2 separate regions of the Homo sapiens genome follow, and region 1 is linked to region 2. The links are chromatin contacts, found by Hi-C in ENCODE. All regions are on one chromosome and are shown on one strand. Each heading gives the region's core, a stretch centred on a gene start or an enhancer-like site at or near the end of the contact. The rest is flanking DNA. Distances are from core to core; before and after follow the strand shown. Region 1 overlaps LOC105374925 (a long non-coding RNA gene). Region 2 has its middle 50 kb from the start of ERVFRD-1.

The links. Hi-C counts contacts between places; a loop is a spot of excess contacts on that map. Pooled maps may share reads with other maps.
Region 1: a loop to region 2 is called in a pooled map of heart right ventricle, with 2.1 times the contacts of the local background. The contact joins two enhancer-like sites. A Hi-C loop is called at or near these places in 2 of 168 maps with a recorded cell type or tissue (PC-3 and naive thymus-derived CD4-positive, alpha-beta T cell), 5 of 37 single-sample maps with no recorded cell type and 12 of 50 pooled maps.

Annotation. Positions count from the first base shown.
Region 1 is chr6:11,314,060-11,320,127 of GRCh38, forward strand. The region is part of intron 4 of LOC105374925 (a long non-coding RNA gene); the gene reads left to right. It also overlaps a transcript of NEDD9 not described here. Among named protein-coding and RNA genes, the nearest start is that of NEDD9, 84 kb to the left of the region's middle. RefSeq lists an enhancer at 4,184-4,403. Within about 2 kb of position 1,757, at least 6 of the 41 ENCODE cell types and tissues checked have a DNase peak (open chromatin) inside an H3K27ac peak, as active enhancers do; they include PC-3, where a contact is called at or near this core.
Region 2 is chr6:11,159,202-11,164,883 of GRCh38, forward strand. No RefSeq gene overlaps it. Among named protein-coding and RNA genes, the nearest start is that of ERVFRD-1, 50 kb to the left of the region's middle. Within about 2 kb of position 2,195, at least 2 of the 41 ENCODE cell types and tissues checked have a DNase peak (open chromatin) inside an H3K27ac peak, as active enhancers do; they include PC-3, where a contact is called at or near this core.

The DNA.
Region 1 (6,068 bases), core at 507-3,006, 150 kb after region 2:
CAATTTGTAAGCCTTTTAAAGACACCCTTATAAAACATTCGCAAATTAGAAAAGCAGGCTTTTCTTGGACCATATGTTGAGATTTGGGGTTTAGAAGTATGCTCACTGTCCACATGGTGCAAGCAAGCACTCTACATAAACAGGACCTTTGGATGAGGAGATCCTTGTGGATTATAACTGTGGCTGCTCCATCTTTGTTACCCCAGCTCAGCACCTGGTGCATAGTAAGTGCTCAGTAAAATTTGGCTTTAAATGAGGACGTAGGATGAAGAAGACTCTCAGTGGGGCTCTGTTAGAATTTTCAGTGATAGGAAAGGAAAATAACTTCCTTCCAAAGAAAGGAGTGGGTGGGGAGAAAGCTAGAAATATGGATGAAGGAAGGCGTACTCTTGGACCAAGCATGGGTAAAAATGGCAGGTCTTCTGCCTGTAGGGTGTTTCTCTCTATAGATTGAAATAAGCATGATTGAGCAAGGCAGCTTTTATGCCCCCTCAAAACAGCCTAGGTTCCTGATTTCCTGGCTAATCCACTTCATTTCCTACACTGAGGCTTGTGGACCATCCAGTCTATGTTTTTTCTTATCTCTCTTTGGATGTTTCTCTAGTCTGATATCTGACCCAGGTTTTCCAAACTTCTGTAACTCCCATTCAACCATGTGCAGCTGGCAGCACATGATGGTATTCACAGCAGGAAGAACTGTGGCCTGCAAGTCAGGAGACCTGGGCTCGACTCTCAGGTGTGCAACTTCAGGCAGTTCAGCCATTCCTGAGTCTCAGTTTCCTCAGGCATCAAATAAAGAGATCAGACAAAAATGCATCCTCAGTTTTGTATCTTATTTAGGTTATAACCTGGATATATAATTAGTGGGATACCAGAAAAGGCCTTTATCAGTTATGAATATTATAAATTGAGTGAAGCTCTCTGGTTAGCTTGTCGCCAAATGAGTAGTGTCCTAGGGGAATGGAGACTGATCTAGCTCTGTCTCCCTGATGGTTCTGCCTTAGGGTAATTCTGGGCCCAGGATCAATGCAGCCAACAGAACTACTTCCTGGGCTGCTAACAGTATCTGAAGCAGAGGTCTGTAGAAACTACAGAATCACTGACTTGTCTTCCTTAGCAACTTTATTTCCTCAGGCTGTGGAGCCCTACCAAGATTTTGCTTGACAGTTAATGAGGGAGTCCTTCTACCACGTTGGGATTCACACAGTTTATTTTGGTAGGTAACTAAGGCAGACAGAGATCATTAAACCCTTCATAAAACAGCCCATCAGCCACCTGCTTGCAGAGCAAAAGGCTGCTCTTTGGCAGGAAAGACTGTGTTCTTCAGCCCACTCTTGGGTCCCATGCAAGATTCTAATGAGGTTGCCTGTGAAAACTTTTTGGTTATGATATATTTCTTTCCATTTGTATAAAAGCAACCAATAAATACCAGTGATCTTGTCAGGCCATGCCAAAGAAGAATTTGTTGGGGATTTAATATCCCAATGCATTGGACATACTTGAATTTGGCTGAACAGCCAAATTGGGTGGTTTGGCTCAATTTAACCAGTTTAAATGTTGTTGGTGTATAGCTTTGCAAATGACTTTGGTTCTTACTGAATGATCACTGGAGGGGATTGGCTTATAAATGAATTCAAAATCCTCAGGTGTGTTTTAAAGATCTACAAAACAAGTCTCTCCTTTGTTGTAAATGGGCAAGACTCAATAAAGAGAGTGAGATGAAAAGAGCTATTAGTTCATCTGTTAGGGCATCCAAATATGCACCCAGAAGGCATAGCAACAAATAATTCATGCTTTAACATGTTCTACAAACAGCAAGGTATTCCAAACTACTGCCAACCACCTGACCAGGAAAAAGGGCATGGTGGTGATCATGAAATAATTGAGGGTAAAAGGCAGGGTTATAAGTCCTTTAAACCCTTTTGAGCTTAGGTAATGTCTTGCTGGGCACGTGGCTCTGATTCTTTCTCTGGTCTTTGCCAGCAGATTTTTAGGAATCTCCTGGCAGAAGAGCATTGTTTGTGGCACCTTCCACTTCTGCAGCACTCTTGGATGCTGACTATTTACAAGGACTTTCAACTGCCTCCTTCACCCATCTGGTATTAATTTTTATTTCTTCGTTATTGAGTCTCTGATTCATCTCTACGCAGACCTTTGAGTTTCCTGAAGGCTTTGCTTCCCCAGACAGGGTGCCCCACCCAAGTAAGTTCACTTGCTGTTTGCTTTGAGGAAAGTCAGGATCTAGAGTTCCCCAGCTCAGAGAACAAGACTATGACTCACTTTATCATCAAAGTCAGGATGGAGAGGATTTCCTTCATCTCCCTTTACTCTCACTCCCACGTCTGATCGTCTCATGGGTAATGGGGTCTTGGCATTTCTAGCTTGTAGGATCTCCCAGCTCCCTTCATTCTGTCCTGTGTCTCCATCTCAGTTGCCTCTGTCTTAGCTCACAGTCTCTCTCCTGGACTGTTGCAATTGTCTTCATATTGTATCCTAAAGGCAATGGGGTAGGCTTGGAAATGCTTTCAGTGGGAATTAACTCGATCACATTTTCTTGCATAAGAATCACACTGAAAATAGTCACTAATTCATTGAAGGGGCAGTTGAAATGGAGGTGGAGAGAAATCCATTATAAAGCTATACTCCAGTTGAGAATTATAAGGAAGGTTCGGATTAAGCTGGAGACAGGGACAGTGAAGAGGAGAGGAAATGGATATTTAGCAAGGAGAACCGAAAGAGCATAGTAACTGATTTGAATTACAAGGTGGGAGACGGAGCCGTTGGTAATAAATGTCTCCTGGATAAAACCTCTGGAGACTGCATGGATGCTAGTATCATTCTGAGAAAGAAGAAATTAAGAATTAAGTCTACGGGGGAAATGGTGAATTTGAATGCGGCATGTTAAGTTCCAGTTTCATGTGGAGACTATCCAATGGGGAGAGAATCTGTAAGCAGTTATATATCCCAAGTCTGAGATTCAGAGAGAGAGAATGTTGAAGACAGAGATTTTATAGTCATGAGCCTAGAGCTGGCAGTTAAAGCAAGAGAGCTTATAACATCTGCCAGACAGAGCTTGTTAAATGAGATAGGGGGCCAGGCACGGTGACTCACACTTGTAATCCCAGCACTCTGAGAGGCCGAGGCGGGCAGATCACCTCAGGTCAGGAGTTTGAGACCAGCCTGGCCAACATGGTGAAACCCCGTCTCTACTAAAAATACAAAAATTAGCTGGGTATGGGGGTGCGGGCCTGTGATCCCAGCTACTCGGGAGGCTGAGGAAGGAGAATTGCTTGAAACTGGGAGGTGGAGGTAGCAGTGAGTACTCCAGCCTGGGCTATAGGGTGAGGCTCCGTCTCAAAAAAATAAATTAAAAAAAAAAAAGATAGATAGGAAGATGGTAGGATCCTGGGGACTATCACTCCTAGAGGGCCGCACAGAGAAGAGAGGCCTGAAGGAGAGATTCAGGATGGTGCGTTATTACACAAAGAACAGAGGAAAGAACTTGACAATTAGATTATGCAGATTCTTGAGATCAGTTTCAAGAAAATGATGGGGACAGGCGCCAACTGCCGCTGGGTTGACTTGTGAATGAGAGATGAGAAACTGCAGACAGTCTAGACTTCTCTTTCTAGAAACTTGGCTGTAAAGAAAAGATGATAAACGGGAAATGGGTGACAGCATGCGTGGCCAGTGCACCCGAGAACAGGAAGGCACACGTGATAGTTAATTCTATGCGTCCACCTGACTAGGCCACAGGATGTCCAGACATTTGGGCAAACATTATTCTGGGTGTTCTGAGGGTGTTTTGAAATGAGATTAACGTGTAAATCAGTAAATTGAGTAAAGCAGGTGGCCCTCCCGATGCAGGTGGGCCTTGTTCAATCAGTTGAAGGCCTGAATAGAACAAAAAGGTGGACCTTCCCCTGAGCAAGAGAGAAATCCTCCTGCTTGGTCGTCTTTGAACTAGAACATTGGCTTTTTCTCACCTTTGGACTTAAATGGAGATATCAGATCTTCCTGGGTCTCAAACCTGCTGGCCTTTGTGCTAGAGCTATGTGATCCGCTCTCCTGGGTTCCAGAGCCTCAGACGCAGACAGGAACCACACCATCAGCTCTCTTGGGTCCCCAGTTTGCCAACTCATTCTGCAGATCTTGGGACCTGCCTGCCTCCATGATCACATGAGCCAAGTTCTTACAAGAAATCACTTTCTAAATATATATGTGTATCTTATTGGTTCTGAGAACCCTGAGTAATGCAGCACAAAATGGAAAAGAAAAGAGAAAAATAGAAAAGAAGGAAGGAAGGAGGGGTGAGAGGAAGGTGTGGAGCGGGGGATGAGAAACACAGCCTCTGTGCTTTGCAAGTGTGGGGAGACGGCGGGTCACTGCATCATTGTCTGTGATCGCTGACGGCGTTGATGACTCACTCATGTTACATAATTAGAATTCACCTTCAGACTTTGCTGTCTTACCATTTCGTCTCATAGAAACAAGGCTTCCTAGCTTGGCTTGTTTTCTTGTTACTCAGGGGCTGTTGCTAGCATAAGGTCATACTTAGAAAGCTGAACCCTCAATAAGATTACTCAGAGACTTGGCAGCTTTTTCCCTGGCCATTTTGTCTTTAAGTTAAAAAAAAACAACAGAAAACAGCTCACTCTTCTAAAATGACATTACACATCACTTTGAAATATGTCCTGTAGGCCAGCCCTGAAATGTATGGTCTTTCTGGACATTCATTGGAGAGAAGCTCTGTTTTTAAAAATGTAAAAAAAAAAAATTGTTTTACTCTAAAAGAGCGTCTCTGATAACCCAGTTTTTAGGAAACTATTGGCTGAAAAGAAACAACAGGAGAGGTGAGAATTTGTCCAGTTTATACCTAATTCATTTCTGCCATTATCCCATTCTGGGATAACTTCAGAAACCACGAGGGCCATTTAACCAAGAGATTTATTGGGCCTTAGAGTTCATTATGTTTCTGCCTTGTTTTTATAATGCTTTTGTTATAATATTAAAGTGACAAAGATAAACAACTTTATTTGTGGTTGTGCAGATGCCATGTGGAATATCTGCTCGGCTTGAAAAGATTCCCCTGGCTCTTCTGCCCACTCAGAACAGCGGGACCCACATTTCAGCTTGGACAACATGACCAAGCTCTGCTGTTCACAGCTGCCTGGCCCAGGCTGGGTGCCTGGCCCCAAGTTCAGGGCCAACGCCCTTTTCTGGGAATGGGGAATCAAAGCAGAAAAGCATCCTGTGCACTCACACTCTCACACACCCACACACTCACATGCACACTCACATGCACACTAACATACACACAAGTCTCACACTCACACACACTCATGCACCCTCACATACAGTCACACATGCACACTCACACACTAACATGTACACACACACTGGTACACACTCACACTAACAAGCAAATAATCACACACTCATGCACACACACACTAACATGCACACTCACACTAACATGCGGACACACACTAACATGCGGACACACACACTAATATGCACTCACACTAACGCACACACTAACCATGCACACTCACACTCACACACACACACACTAACATGCACACTCACACATGCCACACACTAACATGCACACATACACAAACATGGACACTCACACAAACATGCACACACAAACATGCACACTCACACACTAACATGCACACACACACTAACATGCACACTAACATGCACACTCACGCACACTAACATGCACACTCACACACTGGTGCACACTTGCACTAACAAGCAAATACACTCACGCACTCATGCACACTCACACACTCATACACACTAACATGCACACATGCACACAAAGTCTGTCTCCAACTGTGAATTTGGTCACTATGAGCTTCCACCTTTACCTGTTGTGAGGATTGAATAGAAGAGAGGAAAAAAATATTTCAAGAAAGAAGATCCAAATAGAAGCAGCAATGGGTGACAGGCCCTGTATCCTTGGCTGTCCTGTGGTCTCCCAGCTCCTGGATGCTGTCCCTCCTGGGAGCACGGCTGCACTCCTGCCTACTGTACCATGAGATGTGTCCTTCTTC
Region 2 (5,682 bases), core at 945-3,444:
ACTCAAAACTTGTACACTGAAAACTACAAAACAGTATTGAAAAACATTAAAGAAGATTTAAATAAATGGAAAGGCACTCCATATTAACAGATTGAAAGACTTAATATTGTTGGGATGGCAATATTCCAGTTCATCTACAGATTCAACACAATTTCTATCAAAATTCATATGGGCATGGAAGGAAACCAGAATGGTCCAAATAATCTTTAAAAAGAACAAAACTGGTTACTCATATTTCCTGATTTCAAAACTTATTACAAAGCTATAGAAATCAAGACTGTTTTTTACTGTCATAAGGATAGACATATTGACCAATGAAATATAATTGAGAATCCAAAAATAAATTCATATGCTTATGGTCAATTGATTTTTGACAAAGCAGCCGAGACCATTTCATGGGAAAAGAATAGTCTTCAACAAATGCTGGAAGAACTGAATAACTGAATATCCACATGCAAAAAAATCAATTTGTACCCTGAAATCCTACCATACACAATAAAGTGAATCATGTATCTACATATAAAAGCTAAAATCATTAAACTCAGAAGAAAACACAGTAGTAACTCTTTATGATCTTGAATTAGGCAATGGTTTCTTAGTTATGGCAACAAAAGCACAAGGGATAAAAGAAAAGATTGATAAGTTGGACTTCATCAACATTAAAAAAATTTTGTGCTTCAAAGAATGCCATCAAGAAAGTGAAAAACAACACACAGAGAATATTCTCAAATCATGTATCTGAAAAGGGACTCATATCCAGACTATCTAAAGAATTCTTACAATAATAAAAGACACATAAGCCAATTAAAAAATGGGCAAACGATTTGAATAGATATTTTTCCAAAGGAGATAATGAATGAATAATGAGCACATGAAAAGATGCTCAGCATCACTGGTCATTAGAGAACTACAGCTAAAAACCCCAAGGAAATACTACTGCACACCCGCTGGAATGGCTGTCATAAAAAAAGACAGCCAGTAACAAGTGTTAGTGAGGATATGGAGAAAACTGGAACTTCATACATTGCCAGTGTGAATGTAAAAGGTGCAGTCCCTTTGGAAACGAGTTTGGCAGTTCCTCAAAATCTTAAACATAAAGTTACCATATAACCTAGCAATTCCACTCCTAGGAATCTACCCAAGAGAAATGAAAACATGTCCATACAAAAATTTGTACATGAATGTTCATAACAGCATTACTCACAATAGCCAAAAAGTGGATACAATCCAATGTCTATCAACTGATGAATAAACAAACTGTACCATATCCATGCAATAGGATATTACTCAGCAATAAAAGAACTGAATTACTTACATATGCTACAATATGGGTGAGTCCCAAAAACATAAGTGTCACAAAAGTCCACATATTGTGATCATTTATATGAAATATCAGAAAAGGTAAATCTTTTTTATCTTTTTTTTTGCTAGACTTTTAAAAGCAAAAATCTTGGTTTTACTCATCAATTCTACTTTTTGTTTGTTTTTAAATCCCTTACTTTTGTTTTTATCTCTACTAGTATTTCTACTTTGTTTTGGTTAATTTTGTTTTTTCTTACTTTTGAGTGAAAATGAATTAATTTGGTTTAGTTTCAAATTTCTAAATTTCCAGTTGCTTTTTGGAGGGTTCTGTCTTAATTTAAAATATGAATATGAAGACAGATACCTTCTTGAGAGACCTGAAAATGTTATTTCCAAATTCCAAATATGACACTGTATTATGTTGTTCTATTGAAAGAATCAATCTGAGATAATTCACATTAAAATATGAAGTTGGATCTGCAGGAGAGAAGATTGTAGTTAGTCTTGTAAATTTAAAAGTTGTCTTTCCATGAAAACATTAAGAAAAGCAGATGGCCATGTTTTGTTTCTATTATCCCTGCTTGAGCCTAGGATTATCCAAATTCCAATTTCCCAAAACTGCTAATACAAAAAAGGTATGCGCCTTCAAGGAACGTCTTTCCTTTAAAAACCTCATCCCACTCATCCAAAATCTTATTAAAGTCATTTGACAGCCTTCATTCTTTTTTGACCAATCAGTTCCCCAAGCTCAACCAACTTTGTTCAGAAACCTTTTACATTTCTTATTATGTGGGAAAATGATTCATTTTAATTGAAGAGAGCTTGTTCGGAATTTTCAAAATGAAATTTGAGCTCAGACAAAGAAAGCCTCAGACAGAAAGGGTAATTTTTCATCAACTACTGAAACCAGGGGACATAAAACGAATGTCTGTCTGTGCCCTTAGCATTCATGGTTTCTGCCATGGAACTGAATGCCCATTCTTCATTGTTGATCTGTGACTCAGCCCTTGTGCATGAATACTTGGATAGAACAGAGACACACAGCAGGGCAATTCTTCCCTAGTTTAAATTGTTTATGGTGCCTTTTGTACCTATAATTCACAATTTAAACATTCCTCTTAAGTGCATTTGTTTATATGCTACTCAGGCTTAACAATGGGCTTTTGAGAAGCTCTTATGTACTATTACACTACGAAATGTCTCCTTACCATAGAAAAGAAGGTGGTGGGGGAGTGGGGATGGGAATATGACCTTCTGCCCTGAGGACTTGTGCAAAGAACGCAGACTGACTGTGGGAATCTGGGGAAAGAAATGATTCCTCCAACAACTGAAGGAGGAGTGTGAAACAGGTGCTCCAATATTGAGGCTGTACAGGAGGAAAGAGCCTGGGCTCAGGAATGATACAGAGCACGAGGTGCTTCATGAATGTCGTGGAAGAGTTAGGCCGGTGAAGCACAGGTAAATGTGTGCCAGGCAGGAGAAACAGCAGAAACGATTTAGGAAGGTATGGCAGGTCTTGTGCGTGTAGAGGGGTTTCATGCAAGACTGAAGCAGGTGTGGAGAGGACGAGATGCAGGAGATGAGGTCCACTCAAGGAGGGTCTTGTAGGCCACACCAAGAGAGGGCATTGGGGTGCCCTTAGGGGGTGGCAGGATCATATCAGAATCGGGGGATTGTCTCCCTGAAGCAGGGTGGAGATCAGATGGGAAAGGGCAGGGTGTGTGGAATCAGGGAGGTCAGTTAGGAGGCCTTTGCAGTTGCCCAGCTTGCAATGATGGCACCTGGCAGTAAGGAAACAGCCATGGGAATAGTGAAAGTGAGCAGATCCTGTGATGTTAGAGGCTCACTTCTATTACTCTTGGCCGTTGGTTGGATATGGGGCCTGAAGGAATGGAATGATTTTCATTTCTGCCTTCACAAGCTGGGTGGATGGTAGTGCCTTTTGCTAGGCCAGACCACACAAGCAGAGGTTGTCTGCAAAATGCAGGCAGAGTGGTTATGCATGCTGGAAGGTATGGGAAAAGTGGACAAGGCTGGAGACAGATATATAAAACAAGACAAGCTGACCGAAAGCATGCTCAGCAGTCTTTGGCTCTCACAGAGTATGGAGACCATAACTGGCATGGCCTGCGTGGCTGTAGGATTTTTTTCCAGGCTCATGAGAGAGGTGGGTGCTGACTGATGCCCTGGCTTGGGCAGATGTCCCTCAGATCAGAGCAGGACATACTTAGATGCCAAAGTGTCCTATCCAACAATAGTCAAGAGATGTCCACCAATGTAGGAATAGATAAACAAAACATGGTATAAACATATCATGGAATATTATTCAGTCTTAAAAAGGAAGGAAATTCTGACCCATGCTAGAACATGAAGGGACCTTGAGGACATTATGCTATGATAGATAAGCTAGTCACGAAAAGACATATACTGTATGACTTCAAAATTCATAAAGACAGAAGGTGGAATGATGGTTGCCAAGGGCTGGGGCAGGGGAGAGTGGGGAGCTTCTAACAGGTTCAGAGTTTCAGCTTTGCAAGGTGAAAGTGTTCTGGAGGTCTGTGGCATAACAACGTGAATACAGTTAACACTACTGAACTGAACACTTTAAAATTTTCACCACAATTAAAAATTTAAAAAATTTTGGCTGGGCATGGTGGCTCAAGCCTATAATCCCAGCACTTTGGGAGGCCAAGGCAGGTGGATCACTTGAGGTCAGGAGTTCAAGACTAGCCTAGCCAAGATGGTGAAACCCCGTCTCTACTACAAATACAAAAATTAGCCCGGCATAGTGGTAGGTGCCTGTAATCCCAGCTACTCAGGAGGCTGAGGCGAAGAATCGCTTGAACATGGGTGGCAGAGGTTGCAGTGAGCCGAGATCGCACCACTGCACTCCAGCCTGAGCAAACAAGAGCGAAACGTCATCTAAAAAAAAATTTTTTTTTAAAGAAAGACATGCTATAAGCAATAAAGAAGTTTAGCTTGACTTACAACTACTCAGGAGGCTGAGGCAAGAGGATCTTTTGAACCTGGGAGTCTGAGGCTGCAGTGAGCTATGATTGTGCCACTGCACTCCAGTCTGGTGACAGAGGGAGACCAATCTTTAAAATGAATGAATGGGCCGGGTGCGGTGGCTCATGCCTGTAATCCCAGCACTTTGGGAGGCTGCGGCAGGTGGATCAACTGAGGTTAGGAGTTTGGGACCAGCCTGGCCAACAGGGTGAAACCCTGTCTTTACTAAAAATACAAAAATTAGCTGGGCATGGTGGCATTCACCTGTAGTCCCAGCTACTCAGGAGGCTGAGGCAGGAGAATCACTTGAACCCGGGAGGCGGAGGTTGCAGTGAGCAGAGATTGCACCACTGCACTCTAGCCTGGGAGACAGAGCAAGAGTCCATCTCAGAAAAAGTAAATAAATAAATAAAATGAATGAATAAATAAAATTTAAAAAAAATTAAAAGTGTCCTATGAATGCCTCTGAGTGGATAGTCTGCTTCCCTCTCACCTTGTTTGCCTTCACTGTGGTCCTGAGGCTGGCTCAGCCTGATGTCTGCTCTCCTGTCATCTGTTGACCGACTTTACCCGTGACCTGGGAATTCACACCTGCCTCCTGCAGAGGACAGGATGTTTTCTGTGGCCACTGCAGCACTGACTCAAATAGGGAGAGCATCTGGGTTTGCTCTCCCCACTTGTAGTTGGTGAATGACATGGAGGACTGATTCCTCTTGTTCCCTGCAGAAATCTATCTTGTGCTATTTAGCAAAAGCCACCTGCCAATGTATTTACACACCACCACATTTTATTAAGGGCTGAGAAAGGCTCAATGATGCATTCAGCCTTTTATAAATATTTCTTAAGATGAGCAAATCGGTACAAGAGGAACATAGGAGGGAAACATCAGGCCAGAGCTGCGATGGGTCCCTCCAATGCACAGCGTAAGGTCTTGTGCAAGTAGGAGAAGTGAGCCTTGCCTTTGACCCTGAGTGTCCTAGGGATCATAGCAATGAGAAAATCACACATGGAAATTAAATCTACCATGCTCATAAGACTCATTCAATAAATGCTTGTTAGCAGATATCCTATTCCAGGCACTTTTTGTCTGTGAGAACACAGCAGTGGATAAGACAGGCAAGTTTTCTTCTCTCGTGAGATCACATTTTAGGTGGAAGAAGGAAGAGAGAAAAAGGCAAGCGATGAGCATTCTGAGAGACTCTGGAGACCACTGTGTGCTGCGAGGTGGCTGGGGGGTACTTTGGACTGGGAAGTGTAGGTGGCTGGGCTTTGCGTGACGATAAGGGGGCTCCTGAGTGGCCGGGAGGGGAGCCGCAGGGCAGCAGGGTAGCTGGTGCAAAGGTCTTGAGGGGAATGCCTTTGGCTTATCTG